Regions from separate parts of the Homo sapiens genome. Here region 2 is linked to region 1. Evidence: chromatin loops called from intact Hi-C (ENCODE). Cell type or tissue: CD4-positive, alpha-beta T cell. All regions are shown on one strand. Each heading gives the region's core, and the rest is flanking DNA. Links, peaks and the distances in the headings are about the cores only.

Region 1 (8,628 bases), core at 2,387-6,386:
CCAGGATGGTCTCCATCTTTTGACCTTGTGATCCGCCCGCCTCTGCCTCCCAAAATGCTGGGATTACAGGCGTGAGCCACTGCGCCTGGCCTATTGGTGTGTTTTTATTACCTTCTTTCTCTTCCCTCATCCACAAGGCTCTTAGGCACAGAATACTTTCTTTAGCTTAGGTGATAAAAGAAGTTAGTCTTCTGCTTACCTTTTTGGATTTCAACTTCTTTTTATTTTTGTTTCCTTCTTTGATGTTTAAAGATTGATGTTAGGGTTTCTGATTAAAACATACACCTTGATGTCCGGGCGTGGTGGCTCGCGCCTGTAATCCCAGCACTTTGGGAGGCGGAGGTGGGCGGGTCACGAGGTCAGGAGATCGAGACCACAGTGAAACCCCCCCGTCTCTACTAAAAATACAAAAAATTAGCCGGGCGCGGTGGCGGGCGCCTGTAGTCAGTCCCAGCTACTCGGGAGGCTGAGGCAGGAGAATGGTGTGAACCCAGGAGGCGGAACTTGCTGTGAGCCGAGATCGCGCCACTGCACTGCAGCCTGGGTGACAGGGCGAGACTCCGTCTCCAAAAAAAAAAAAATAAAATAAATCTTCTGCTTACCTTTTTGGATTTCAACTTCTTTTTATTTTTGTTTCCTTCTTTGATGTTTATAGATTGATGTCAGGGTTTCTGATTAAAACATACACATTGCTTTTATTTGAAGAAACAAAGGAACTTGGCCAGGCGCAGTGGCTCATACCTGTATAATCCCAGCACTTTGGGAGGCCGAGGTGGGTGGACCGCTTGAGGTTAGGAGTTTGAGACCAGCCTGGCCAGCATGATGAAACCCCGTTTCTACTAAAAATACAAAAATTAGCCAGGTGTGGTGGTGCACGCATGTAGTCCCAGCTACTCAGGAGGCTGAGGCATGAGAATTGCCTGAACCTGGGAGGCCAGTGTTGCACTGCTGCACTCCAACCTGGGTGACAGAGCGAGGCTCCATCTCAGAAAAAAAAAAAGGAACTTGTAAGATAGAAAAATGGACAAAGGGTATGAACAGACAACTCAAAGTGAAAGAAATAGTACTACTACTAGTGGTATAATGAAAATATCATTTACAGTTTTTGCTATGTCCCAGACACTGTCTTTTATAAATGCTTCATATGTATACTGACTCATTTAACCAATGAGTTAGTGCAGAGCTGGGATTCAAACCCAGGAATGGTGGCCCCATCTGATCAAAGATGTGATACCGCATACTGATTTCCTCCTAGCAGAACAAGGACTATGTATTAATACAAGTACATACCGTTCTATTCAATTGGCCGATATTTTAAAAGATATGCAATTTGGGAGGTGGCTATTTGTATTGGGGAGACTATTAATTGAACAGTAACGTGGTAGCACTCATCATGAGTCTTGATATATTCTTTGGTAATTCAGTATCAAGCAATCTCTTTAAAGGAAATAATCAGGAAAATAACAGTGTTCAAGGATGTTAACCAATTATAGTAATTACAGTAGTGGAAATAAAATGGAAGATTGTCCAGTTGGTATGGGATGGCTAAATTATATTTTTTCCAATGAATAGAATATTATGCAAAGATTAAAAGTGTATTTTGAAGAATAATTAGTAATATATAAAAATAAGTGAAAAATATAAATCATGCAATATGGTTCCAACTTTAAAAAGTATATGTACAGAAAAAGAGGAAGGACATATACAGTAGGATGCTAGTGATTATTATAATGTGATTATGGTGTATTACTTCTGAACTTTTTATATTGGCCATGTAGTGCTTTTATATTTAGAGGAAACCAAGTAACATATAGGGAAACCCTAAATGATGCCAGTGCCAGCTTTTTACTAAACATATTCATTAAAAATTTAGATTTGCGTATCTCAGCGTAAAATATAAGTTACTGATTTTTAGATATTTTTAGTTTGTATATTATCTTTGTAACTTTTTTGAAGCAAAACCTTTTTTTTTGTTGTTTGTTTGTTTTTGTTTTTTGAAACAGAGTCTCACTCTGTCACCCTGGCTGGAGTGCTGTGGCATGTCACTCAGGCTGGAGTGCCGTGGCACGATCTCGGCTCACTGCAACCTCCGCCTTCCAAGTTCAAGCAATTCTTGTGCCTCAGCCTCCTGAGTAGCTGAGATTACAGGCACACGCCACCACGCCCGGCTAATTTTGGTATTTTTAGTGGAGACGGGGTTTCAGCATGTTGGTCAGGCTGGTCTCGAACTCCTGACCTCATGATCTGCCCGCCTAGGCCTCCCAAAGTGCTGGGATTACAGGCGTGAACCACCGTGCTCAGCCTGAAGCAAAACCTTTTTAATTTGGATTAAATGAAAGGTGATTTTTCTTTTTCTTAAATGTGGTCATTATAGTGATTGATTGCTTTAGCACTTTTAATATGTTTCAATTATGTTAGTAGAAGATATGGCTGTTTTCTACCTAGTGGTACATGTTATTTTTGCAAACAACTTGCTAACAAAAATAACTGACCTTGTGGGGAAGGAGATGCGTGAGTAAGGATTCAATGCAAGGGCCACCTGGGCTGTTTGGTACAGAATTAAATTATGAATCTGTTTTACTATTAGTTTTCAATATATAGCTGTAGTTTATAACTTTAAGAAATTTAGCTTTCGCTTGTGTTGAAACCTCTTTGAAGTTTAGCTCTTAACTTAAGATTTAAGACATCTTGAAATATAAACGTATGTAATGGATCAAAGATACAGTATTTGTTCTCTGCTGGTTGCAAGTTCTCATGTTTTACAATGTGTGTAAAAAATAAAATACCAAACTACATTAGGGAATTGTTATAGAAGCAAAGCTTTTCTGTTTGCTACATGTTAAAAAACATGAATAAATTGCTGATAACTTTGTATCAGTTTTCTTAATTGCTTCTACCTAAATAGACTTTTGGCATTCATGATGAAACACTCTCGTACTTCATGCTAACTGCTTCCCTAATTAAAAAAGGACTTAAACTGTGGCTTGTGGATGGGAAGAAATTATTTGAAAGAAATTATTTCATATATACAAACTTATTTTTAAAATCTTACTTGATTTCTAAATATAATTTGTGAGTTGAATATTGAATGATAACATAGAAAATAGTTTTCTGCATAGAGACTTTATAGTAAGTGTTTAGACAAATTAAATTATTCAACAGGAAATAATGATTATCAGCTTGTTTTATTTTAGTATTTAATGTAAAGAGCTATGTAGAAATCTTGATAGAAAGTTTCTCCCACCTTAAAATTCGAGAAGATTGACATACATTCTTCACTGGGAGGAATCTTATGATATGAAGTTTCGTGTAAATATTTATTTTAGCACAATTGCTTTTCTGTATGGAAGACTGTTTTTAGTGGTCTGTAAGTAAAATGAGAAAACGATTACAATTTTTTGTCTTTTTCCAGGCTGAACTCACGGGAATCAAATGGCGTAGGTACAATTTTGGAGGGCATGGGGACTGTGGACCCATAATTTCAGCCCCAGCCCAAGATGATCCAATTCTGTTAAGTTTCATCCGCTGTCTGCAAGCTAACCTGCTTTGTGTATGGCGTCGTGATGTCAAACCAGATTGCAAAGAGTTATGGATATTCTGGTGGGGAGATGAACCCAACCTAGTGGGTGTAATACATCATGAACTGCAGGGTAAGGTTTCTGTTTTTTTCTTAAAAATTATTTGCATCATATTTTTTTGAACATTGATAAATTTCAAACAGATTATTAAGACTTGTCTAAAAGAACGATCTTAAGTGTTTCATGGATGTCTCTCTCAAAAGGAACATTCTCACCCCTCTTCCTCCCATCCCTGTTTTTTTTTCCTAACTCTTGTCCTTTTCCAGTTATGCTGAGAATCAGAACCTTGTGAACCGCTGCTGTTAAATGAGAGTATTGTGTCTCCTGGGTGCGGTGGGGTGGAAACCAGGCTAAGATCCACTGTTTTTAAATGATAGTGAATTGTGAGTAACTAACAAGACAGTGAATTGAACAGTTACTGTTTTTTTCCTTGGACTGTGGTTGTTATGGTTCACTGCCAGCTGAACTCTTTGGTGGAAAATTGGAGAGTGATACAGAAATTTAGTTTTGAGCCTAATTGGACAAAATTGTGAGATTACATTGAATAGTATTTTGAGGAAAGATGAATATATGGGATCTGGTCTGAATTGGGTGTAGCAAATTTTCTTTTGCTTTTATTTCTGTTTTTCATGTAATTTGGTGATTCCAGGAAACATTGGCTCCGGTGTTGCCTGATTTTTAGCTTCAGATTGCATCTGATATCTGGAAACTGAATTAATGTAAGAGTTTCATTTTTCTGTGCTGCTTTATATATTTACCACAGTTTTATGAGCAGGAACTTTTATCAGTTGTCTTTGAATTTCTGGTAAAAATTTTTACCTTTTTATCTAAGTGTTTCTATTTAGTATGCAAAGGGATTTTCTCAAGCAAGACTAATTCTAATCTTTAGTTAGGGTATTAACTCTTTTTGACTTAGTCTCTTAGAACCATCTTTTATTATCTCCAAACTATATTGTGTTAATCTGTGTCTGAAAAATTTCAGATCGTGTTTGAAATGTTTTGTTACTTGATGTTTTTAATGTTTTTTTTTTTTAAAGGAAGGAGTAAAACTAACTGTAATGTATGTTCGAGGCTCTGTTCTAAAGCTTTTACATTTGCCTGAAGGATTTCCTGCCAACTTTTGCTTGACACCTTGCTAGTTTTTCTTGGCAGCCATTTTTTATCTGTGATATCTCCTGCCACAGCAGCCAGAGGGCGGTAAACCACAATGGACTAATTGAACTGTTTACTTTATGGTCCATTTGTCTGTTCAGCTCAAACCTTTATCCTGATATTTTTTAGGGTATTTGGTCTATAAATAAGAGAACCATTGTGGGTGACATTGCTTGCTTAGCTGGGTAATCAGCAAAGTCCCAGAACTTAACATTCATCTCAAAGCCTGTTCTATGTAGTTAGCAGTTAACTTAGGTAAAATTAGAGTTTCAGAACATCTGGATTCTGTTTATCAGAATTTTAAAAATAAGATGTCACCTAGAAGATAATTACAACATTTTTGTTTGTCCATTAAAATATGAAAACATATTTTTACTTTTTTTCCCTATGTAGTAGAGAGGTATAAAGCTTTTTAAAAAGTGTCTTTCTTATCTTTCATGATTGTTTCTGACTGTCATCTTCTGTTTCTCTGTATTAATCTCTTACGTTTTAGCTTTTTGGTCTGCTCTTTGTTAGTGTGGTACATATAATTTTGTAATGATGAGGAAACCAAACCCAACTGCTAATGAGGGTTATTTAGTTGATAATATAGAATAAATTTATTTATCTATGCCAACGGAGAAAATCGTCAGTGTTCTTAGAAATAGCTTATTAAATTATTGTGTTATTTTTCATGGGCTTTGTTACTGAGTTAACAAAAAGGAGTAGGGCATTTAAATTTTGGGATAGTTGCTTTAGATTGCATGTGTAAATTAATATCTTAAGTATTTTTTGGTAAAGAGTTAAGCAAAGATTGAATTATTTTTAGATATTTTTAAAATTACAGAAACACTACATTTAAGTTAGAAAATTAGGAAAACAGTCATCATATGGAGAGAACAAAGAAATAAAAATACTGAAGTCTGAAAGAGTTTTAGATGTTTTATGTGTAAATGAAATTGGTACCATACAGTTTTTCTAATTTTCTAATTAAATGTAGTATTGTGAATATTTTCTCTTGGGAATGATTACTTTTCTTTGGAGTTTGATAGTGGTATAAACTGTTTATATTTTGTATTCTATCAGGAAAGTATTACAGTAATGGAATAATTATAATTTCATTGAGTGCGTCTCCTCTTTTTAATATGAATTTTGAGCAAGTTTTTAGATTCATTTATATGAAGTGTCCATTTTTGTAGGTAAAAGTAGTTGAAAAAGGTAATGTATGGTTCAACCTAATAACAGAAAATATCTAGCCTTAATTAGAAAAATAAGTCATAAAGACAACTTTGTTTCAAATAAGGGGAAATACGATAGCAGTCATGAAAAACTGAAGGATACAAAGAGAATATTTTAATTGGTAGCCATACAAAGTGGAGATATTTTAGAATCTATTTCATTCTCTAATATATTTGAGTCATTTTATTTTGGGTAAAATAAATTATAGGCGGAGCATGGTGGCTCACGCTGGTTATCCCAACACTTTGGGAGGCTGAGGGGGCCCAAATGCTTGAGGCCAGGAATTTGAGACCAGCCTGACCAATATGGTGAAACCCTGTGTTTACAAAAAATAAAAAAAAAAAATTAGCCAGGTGTGGTGACGTGCACCTGTAATTCCAACTACTCGGGTGACTGGGGCTGGAGGATCACTTAAACCCAGGAGGCCAAGGTTGCAGTGAGCAGAGATAATGCCACTGCACTCCATCCTGGGCAACAAAGTGACACCTGTCTCAAAAAATAAAATAAATAAATAGTAGCAGAATCCTTTTAGCAGGCTTTAATGTTAAGCATGAGATTACCATTATTTGTAACATTTTTTAAATAGGGACATTTTACTGTTTCTTACATTGCTGCTTATTTATGTTATTTGGCATTTCCTGGCTGGTCACGGTGGCTCACGCCTGTAATCCCTGCACTTTGGGAGGCCTAGGCAGGAGGATCACCTGAGTTCAGGAGTTGGAGACCAGCCTGGCCAACATAGTGAAACCCCCTCTCTAGTAAAAATAAACAAAAATTAGCTGGGCATGGTGGTGGGTGCCTGTAATCCCAGCTACTGGAGAGGCTGAGACAGGACAGTCGCTGGAAACCGGGAGGCAGAGGTTACAGTGGGCTGAGATCACGCCACAGCACTCTGCTGGGCAACACAGCAAGACTCCATCTCAATAAATAAATAAATAAATAAATAAATAAATAGCAGAATCCTGTTAGCTGGCTTAAATTAAGCATGACATTACCATTATTTAACATTTTTTTTAATAGAGGCATTTTATTGTTTCTTAAATTGCTTTTTAGTTATTTGGCATTTCCCTTTGTCTTCATAGCGTACTCCAAATAGCGTCCTACCAAGAAACCTCACGGTGAGATGTAATACCAAAGCAACCATCTTGCATTTAAATGTATAAAGTATCCCATAAAATGAGAATAATCCTACAGGGTACACACACAAGTTAGTTTTATGATATTATACTTTTTGTTTAATTGCTTGACATATCTCTGAAATAGTCTGAGAGAAGGCTATAACACATTTATAATCTGTCCTTGTCACTTGGATAAACACTTGGGTTCCTGTCTGGGGAATTGTTAATGCGTGTGGTGTAGTGATTCAGAGCACGGGCTCTGGGTTGCTTGGGTTTGAATGCTTGCATAGTCACTAGCTGTGTATTCTTGATCTAATTATTTAACTTAAACTGTGCCTCAGTTTTCTCACTGTGAATTAGGTTATGAGGTTAAGAAAAATTAAAAGTACTTAGAGCAGCATATATAGCAGTTAATCTATAATTGTAACTATTGCTACTGCTACTGTGCAAAGACCTACAGGCTGCGAATGAATTGTGGCAAGAACAGGTTACCTGGGGCTTAGGGTAGGAGTGAAATAGTCTCCCCTCTAAAAGGCTGAGTAGGTGGGTCATAGTATGGAGTACACAGAACCAAGGATAAGACATTTAGACTTAATTTGATAGATTTTGAGGAATTAAACATTTCTGATCAGGAAAGCGATATAATTAGGAAGATTAACTTAGTAATAATACAGGATTAATGTGTACAGGGAAACCATAATATTGTGATTTTAAAATTCTAAATTGGAATATAAACTTAAATATTCTGTTCAGGATACAGATGTATTTAAATTAAAAATACTAATGATTATATACTATAATTCATATTAATAGTCTTTAACACTTTTATTATACCTTTGCTGTTTTGGCTTGACTAAATTCTACATTTTAATTTAAGTTTTAGAGATTAATACAGTGTGCTGAGTGGACTTCTCCTAATCTACCAAACAAATACTTCTTACTTTTTTTTTTTTTTTTTTTTCCTTTAGACAGAGTCTTGCTCTGTTGCCCAGGCTGGAGTGCAGTGATGCAATCTTGGCTCACTGCAACCTCTGCCTCCCGGGTTCAAATGATTCTCCTGCCTCAGCCTTCTGAGTAGCTGGGATTGCAGGTGTATGCCACCACACCTGGCCAATTTTTGTATTTTTAGTAGAGATGGGGTTTCACCATGTTGGCCAGGTTGATCTCAAACTCCCAACCTCAATCGATCCGCCCGCCTCGGCCTCCCAAAGTGCTGGGATTACAGGCGTGAGCCACTGGGCCTGGCAACAAATGCTTTTTAAATAAACACAATATTCTCGCCAATTCACTGCCTGTTAGTTAGTGGTGGGAAAGACATGCAATCTGGAAAACCCAAAATAGTACAGAGAGCAAGCACAGAACTGCCAATTGCTTGCCCCAAAGCATTACAAATCTCTGGTCCAGAAGGAGAAGTATCAGATTCAGCCTAGTATGTGCTTAAGAATGTTTGTCGAATCAGTTAATGAAACGTATTTTATGAGGTTCTAATGTAGCGCAGTATTGCACTCCCGGCAGATTGACTTATAATAAATTTGTGAAAATTTTTAATGATTTGATAATGC
Region 2 (7,483 bases), core at 1,337-5,336, 230 kb after region 1:
ATAGAATTTATATACATAGAAGTTAAATACTACAAGGCAGCATACAATTAAAATGACAGAGAAGAATAATTATTATAATTCTTTGGAGATCAGCAGAACTAAGAGTCAGGAAATGTGTGTCCTCATCCTCCTAACCAACTCTGTACCTTTGGGCAAATACAAGTGCCTGTTTTTTCTGGGAGATCTAGAGATGAGTAAGATAGGCTCTGTTTTCAAAAAGGTCAGCTTATTAGTTTACTTTTCTTTCATTCATTCACTTATCTACCTCCCTATTCATCTGTTTTACATACATTTGTTAATTGTTTGAAGGTTAATTCCTTTGTGGTGGTACTAAGGCTAGTCATTGAGGTTAGAAATATGATTAAATTACCACCCTTATACTTGAGACACTCACAGACATAAGGAGAAATGGCACATAAAGTTATAATGTACTTATTGCTGTGAGTACAATAATAGACCTGAATCTAAAGTTGCTGGACATTCAGATACGACGTGACCAAGTGATGGGGAGCAGTGTTTAAGTTAAGGCTTGAAAGTTAAGTAGGAAACATTTCTAAAGCCCAAACTTTAAAATAAAATGTATCTAACAGATATTATATACCATTACTGTTATAAGTACTTAGAAGATGAGGAGATCATAATGGTCTGGAAGAATGGATTGTACTTGAAATATGGAAAGAAGGGGTCATTGAGAGGAAGGGGGAGGGACATTAGTTTAAGTGTGGAATGAGCCTTGATTAAACAACAAAAACGAACTAGATTAGCTTTCAGGGATAAGGAACAGACCATTGGTCTGTTTTTTTGGATGATTAGAGACTGATAGGTCTAGGAAAGTTTTGGATTTTAAACTGTACTAATATGTGTTCCTCTGAGGGCTGCTGAGTATAGAACTGAACTGGCAGAAGGGCTATTTTTTTTTCCAGTCTGATATGCCGAAAGCAGGAATCCTCTAATCTGGTAACTTTTGTTGGATTGGAACACTAGAATCTGAATTTATACAGTGGCCACATGAAGGAAAAGGACATGAAAATGTGAAAAACTCTGGTAGAAGAAATGACTCATTTCTTCATTGCTGATCCAGGCATTGAATTTGACTATCCACTGGAGGCCAAGTGCTGCCTGGGTTTGGTTTTAAAGATACAGAGGGTTAGGATAGGTGCTTTGGCAATGGTGATGGGAATCCAATATGAAAAGAAAAGGAGGTACAAGTCAAAGGAGGAGAAAGAAAGGAACAGAGCAAGCATTTTGGAGTGGCCTGCCTGATCTGTTCATGACCACCATCCTGGTAATTGTTTCTGCTCTGGGCCACTGAACTTATTCTTTGTATAAATTATGAATTACTATTAAGCTTAATGAAGAAATGTTTAACTGTTGGGAATATACTTTTAGTAATATTAACATGAAAAGGAGAATTGGACATTTTCAATCAAATTTTCATTTCTCTGAGTGTTTTTGCTTTACTCTGATTTTTAGTCTGGCATTTAATCACATGAGCGGTTTACCTTAGAATATATTGCTAATTCATCTTACTACTCGTAAATGGAGTTGGGAGGCTGTTGGCTGAGTTGTCATCTCATGTGTCTTTGAATTTAATTTTAATTTTACATTTCAATGTTGTGACATTGTATAAGTATAAATAAATAAAAGGCCTTCTATTTGTAAAAATCATTTTTTGCTTTATTTTATATTTTATTTTAATTCATCACCAGTTCATTTAATGTTAAAGATAATCTTGCCCAGTAATGCACTTGGTTTGTTTTTGAATAACAGATCAGAGAAAAACCTTCTGAATATTTCAATAATTTTACACAATAAGGTTATTTTTGGTGAAGATAAATAGTAACTATAAAAATAGGTACAGAAGATACATAGTTTGTTGTGATAAATGCAAAAAAAAAAAAAGAATTGGAGGGCTTGAGATTATGCCTTTTAGCTGCTTGCTTCCAAGTATAAGGGAAACCAGACCAATTGTCAGTTACTACTGGAGGCACCACCCTAATGTAACACTGTGTCCCTGAAAATTGACTTGGGAGGGAAGAATTGCTTAAGGTCTGCAAGCTCTCCTTTGATGGCGCAATCTGCCCTCACAAGATCCATGAAAAAAATTCACTGTTTCTTACACTTGATAAGCTTGTAACCATCTCCTTTGTTTCACTATCTGTTGGTATTTCTAGAGGTTCACCTGGTAAACGCTTCTACCAAGAGGCATCTACCAATAGGCATACATTAGGAAATATTTGAATGCTGCCCTACTTATATACACGTCACTCTGTTTTAATAACACCGTCTGTTCTTAGGCTGTATCACCTGCTCTGCGCTCATCAAAAATGCCTGCAGTTGGGACAGAAGACCGACCTCTTGGGAAGGATGGAAGAGCTGCTGTTCCTTATCCACCAAGTAGGTAGAGAAACTTGACTGAGCCATTGTGGCTCACTGCCTGTAACTTAGATATAATATTCTCATACTTAGTGGTGCTTTATCTTTATCTGAAATTTCCCTTCCTTTTGACAGAATTCTAACTGTGAATTAAAACCTATATAAATTGGTGTTCTGAGATGGCAGGCAGCTAATCATATACAGAAACCATCTTAATTTGAATTCCTTTCCTTTGTTTTCCAGTTAAGAATTAGCTTTTTATAGCTTAAAATGTAGAAAAACATGTTTTAGGTTTGTTTTTCTAATAGTCCTTTCCTAGTAGAATAAATGCTGCACAAGTGATTTTTCAAACTGATACTCTATTATAAGACTGTGTAAAATGTTTCTGTTTTTATAAATATAATTCACTCAAGGATATTGGATATTTGATTTCAGTGGTCCTTTTCAAGATGCATACTAAAGTTTTTGTGTTTCCTTTTGAGATCAACTAGTTTTACCATATATGCTGACAAAGAGATGAACCTCTTTTTTTTGAGTATATTCTTTGCCCTAAGAAACCAAATTATTCTACAAGAGGAAAAAAAAGGGTAGCTTATGTGGATACTCTGAAGCAGAAACATAATTCCATTGCAAATCATTCTTTAACACCTTCTCATTAACTTCAGCTGGTAATGAGAACAAATTGAGGGGAAAAACCACCATGTCATAGGGATGAGTCAAAAAGCTTTATGAACCTATAAATGTAGTGCTGATTTACTCAAATCTAGAAGTTGGGAAGTATACAGAGATTGGATTTTGACAGCTTTAGTGGATCCATAGCTTTTTAAAATATGCAAAGCTTTCTCAAGCATGACATGGGTGAAAATGAATAATGATAGCCAGCCCGTTGCTGTAGTTTTTTTAGTTAAACATTTTTCTTGTTTTATTACTCTGCACTGCAGAATTTCACAAACATGGAACTTCACAGATTAAAAGAAACAGTATTAAAATAGATATGTGCAGGTCAGATGAGTGAGTTTTTCCTCTTTTTTGAATCCATTGATCCTTTACCCTTTTTGACATGACGTGATGCGTAGTGATGTGAAATGTTAGAATGTCTGATAACTCAGCCAAGGCTTTTCACTCGCAGACATCCTGCTAGTTAGCAGCATTGCCAAGTGAAGTATATTGTGTGCTCTATCCTTTCTCTCATTTCTATCCAAAAAAGAATTATTTCAAAAAGAAGCTACTCAAAATTCAAAATTTTATGATAAAGTGCACGTTATAAAAACGAATCAATATGAAATGTAGCACAGAATATTAACACCAGGAAAACCCAGATATGCAAGAATACAGAGGATCATTTTAATGTGTACAAAGCATATATATAAATATGTGTTCGTGAGAGCATATGTATTTGTGGGATGGGGTGGGGGAGTGAGGGGAACACACAGTATTTCCTCCCAAGAAATGACAATGAAAATAGCCTGGCAAGATATTTTAATCTCAGCAATAGATTTTTGGGCATTGCAGTGGGAAGACAAATGTATTATAAAAGTTAATGTCTAGCCTGTAATCCCAGCACTTTGGGAGCCCAAGGTGAGCAGATTACTTGAGGTCAGGAGTTGGAGACCAACCTGGCCAACGTGGTGAAACCCCATCTCTACTTAAAATACAAAACTTGGCACCACATGGTGGTGTGCACCTCTAATCCCAGCTACTCGGGAGGCTGAGGCAGGAGAATCACTTGAACCCAGGAGGCGGAGGTTGCAGTGAGCCGAGATAGCACCACTGCACTCCAGCCTCGGCGACAGAGCAAGACTCCATCTCAAAAAACAGAAACAAAACAAAATTAATGTCTAAACAACACTGTCCAGTAGAAACACAAGGGAAGCCACAAATGAGAGCCACATGTGCAATTTCACATTTTCTAGTGGCTATTTAAAAAAAGAAATTAATTTTAATAATATACAGTATTTTATTTAAGTATCCAAAATATTATTTTTACATGTAATTAGTATAAAATTATTGCAGTATTTCACTTTTTTTATAAAAATGTAATATATAATGGTTGTACATATTTTACTTTTTTTTTTGGTATGAAGTTTTGGGAATACAGTGTATGTTTTACATATGCAACCCATCTCTATTTGGTCAAGCCCCATTTTGGGTGCTCAGTAGCCACGTGTGGCCAGTGGATATTGTGTTGGAAAGCATAGGTTCCTCATTATTCATTTGTGAATGTAATGCTGAAGACAGCAACAAACAGTGACAAATAGGTTTACTTTAATATCAAGTTTATGTTAAGGTAGTATTGTGTTATAGTAAAAACATGTTTTTATTAGGTTTTATTATTAACCACTTTCTTACAAATTTTCGCATTTGAAAGCACATCAGTTTAAAGTATGAGTCTTTGAATAGACAAAAGGAAAGAGTTGGATTTTGGGGTTGGTTCATTTGTTTATTTTCCAAGAGTCCTTACGGTTTGGAAGGGACTTGGGCATGTGCTCTGGGGTGAGGAGAACACTAAGAAATCAACAATGCTGCTTTGTTGGAGGTCTTCCATCCTGTGCATGAATACATAAAGTGCTGGGCAGGAGCAGGTGGGTGTCTTATGAGTTCCCGCTGAAGTGCAGAGATAGGCAGGATGGGAGTAAGCAGAGCGCTGTGGGCAGCACAGCTCACCTCCAGTCCGTCCTGGTGGCTGTTTCCACCCTTGCTTTAGCCGTTTTCTGGGAAGAAAATTGAAGAGACAAATCATGTTTCTATTTTGGAGGACCAAAGTGTTTCTTGGAGTCTGTGTGTTCTTTCTGCTTTACCCACTTTGAGTCCGATTCCCTTTGGTCATCTCAAAATTTCTTTAGGGTCATATATTTTCAGAAAGTCCCAAAACTTGACAGTGGTTCCATCTTTTTCCAATCCAGGTTTGGGAGGGAGAATTAATTTGTACTGAGTTCATCATTTGCTGAATGTTTAGATGTTTGCAGCAAAGTGTTCACTTCTGAGCATACATTATCTCAATATGCACAAAAAATATGAAGTAGATATTTTTCCCATTTTACGGATTAGGAAATTGAAGTGAGACAGACTGAGTCTTCCTTAAGAATATCTGATAGTAACAATGATAAAGACCACTTTATAAAGTGACTCTCTTGGAGGTAGAATTTCATCCCTGCTTTTTTGTGTGTTCTCTGTTTACCTTTGCTAAAATTAACAGGGTGGCTGAGGCTTTGAAAACTGAGATATATGCGTGCGTTCAGGAAGATCAAAGAAGTCAGCTAACACTAAGTGGGTGGAAATGCCTTTATTATGTTTCTTACAGGAAATGTAAAAACAAATTTAATAGAACTATTTTTTTTTTTTTGCAAAATCTTGTGTCATAGGATACTTATAAGAAAGGCTATGTTTAAGCTCATCCTTTTAACTTAAAGAGAATTTATACAATTTCTGTACTTCACAAAGAGCTACACTGGCTATTAAGATTTATGGCAATGTGACTTTGAAGATTTTATGAAGCAGAATTATGTTTTAAAATATAACTCAAATTATATTACAGTTTTGTAGTAGCTGTTCTTCGGCTTGAGAGGAGGAATAGGGACTAAAGGTTAAAGGTGATGGATTTATTTCAAGCGTAGATGAACTTTTTTTTTTTTTGAGACAGAGTCTTTCTCTTTCACCGAGGCTGGATTGCAGTGGCGAGATCTCGGCTCACTGCAATCTCTGCCACCTCAGTTGAAGAGATTCTTGTGCCTCAGCCTCCTGCCAGCATGCCTGGCTAATTTTTGTATTTATTTAATAGAGACAGGATTTCGCCATATTGCCCAGATTGGTCTCGAACTCCTGACCTCAAATGATCTGCCTGCCTTGGCCTCCTAAAGTACTGGGATTATAGGTGTGAGCTATCCCACCCGGCCTCCAGTGTAGACTAACTTTATATTAAAGATCTTGGCTTTGTTTTAAAGAAAACTTACTGATCTGGTTCCTGCTACATTTTAAGTCCTGTTTTTCCACCTCAGAGTGTATCGGTTATGTAGCCTCTCAAATAGTTTTCTGCCAGTTTCTTGTTTGGCTTGGCTCATGTTTCTACTTCTATAAATTTTTAAGGTGCCTTGAAGATCAACTTGGGATTTTTAGTTTTTTCTTCTTCTTTTTTTTAGAAGCAGCAGGTACTTTTTTGTATAATGAAATCAGATACAGATTCCTATTATAGAAAATAAGTAGCAGTGGAGCATCGCTAATGGAAATGAATGTTGGAATTAACAACCCTGCTGATTGGCCTCTCCCTCTCCTTATTTTACAAATAACTCCACAGGCCAAGAGAGGCTAAATGATTTAGGATTATACAGTTGTTTCACTTAGAAACACGGTAAAGATTATGTAATTCAGAAGTTCTCACCTTTTCTTCTGCCTCCATATGCTGAGGTGTTTGAAAGCTTTCCTCTCCCCTCACAAACAAAGCAAAGCAAGTAGGCCCATTGAGAGTCATCCATCTAGCCCTGCCTTCCCTGTTAGATGAAGGAACCAAGGCCCCAAGGGGGGAAGTGACCTGACCACAGCAGATCTAAGTCCCCAGCACCTGGACTGGGTAGCCGTGAGCACAGCACGGTACAGTTGCCCAGTGTTAATTTCTGATTCGGAGCTAGGAGTCAGATCTTAGTGATTCAGTGGTTATTATTGGTCTGTTTAAATCTTGAAGTTGTTGGAAAGAGCAATAGGATAGGAAACTGGGACATTAAATCACTGATTTAAAAACCTGTGGCTCCAAACTTAAAAAATTTGCTGCATAGGCCACCCCCTAGTGGCCAAATTTTACAACTACAACTTTTCAATAGGTCTACTTTTTAAGAATCAGTGCCTTAATGAACTACTGTAGTGATAATTTTTTACTACAGGTGTATTAAAGGAAACTTTTTTTTTAAAGAAGGAGTTCAGAACCGCTGTTCTAAGTATTTCTTAAAAGAAACTTTGAAGTTTCATTTTAATATCTGTCTGGAAAAAATATGGAACTGTTTCCCCAAAAGAGCAGCTGTGAGTTTCCCCAAAAGAGCAGCTGTAAGTGTAGTGGATTTGTCAAACTAGCTGAGTAATCAGCTCCAAACAATTTTTATTTTTTGTAATATTTTATACA

Evidence for each region. Peaks named below come from ENCODE experiments on the same cell type or tissue, not always from the same donor. Only the 100,000 strongest peaks of a DNase experiment are listed, where the experiment ranks them.
Region 2: a loop joins it to region 1, with 4 times the contacts of the local background. A loop is called at or near these places in 87 of 110 quality-filtered maps.

Annotation. Positions count from the first base shown.
Region 1 is chr12:116,232,490-116,241,117 of GRCh38, reverse strand. MED13L (mediator complex subunit 13L) reads left to right here. Exons shown (of 31, transcript NM_015335.5): 2 at 3,413-3,650. Among named protein-coding and RNA genes, the nearest start is that of MED13L, 41 kb to the left of the region's middle. RefSeq lists a cis regulatory region at 3,871 and an enhancer at 3,799-3,943. In CD4-positive, alpha-beta T cell, for the core only: a CTCF peak has its summit at 4,794; a DNase peak (open chromatin) is centred at 4,757; H3K27ac peaks cover 420 bases.
Region 2 is chr12:115,997,917-116,005,399 of GRCh38, reverse strand. MED13L (mediator complex subunit 13L) reads left to right here. Exons shown (of 31, transcript NM_015335.5): 14 at 2,298-2,397. Among named protein-coding and RNA genes, the nearest start is that of LINC02463, 120 kb to the right of the region's middle. RefSeq lists enhancers at 6,383-6,882, 6,950-6,999, 6,883-7,384. In CD4-positive, alpha-beta T cell, for the core only: no CTCF peak of the experiment used is centred there; no DNase peak of the experiment used is centred there.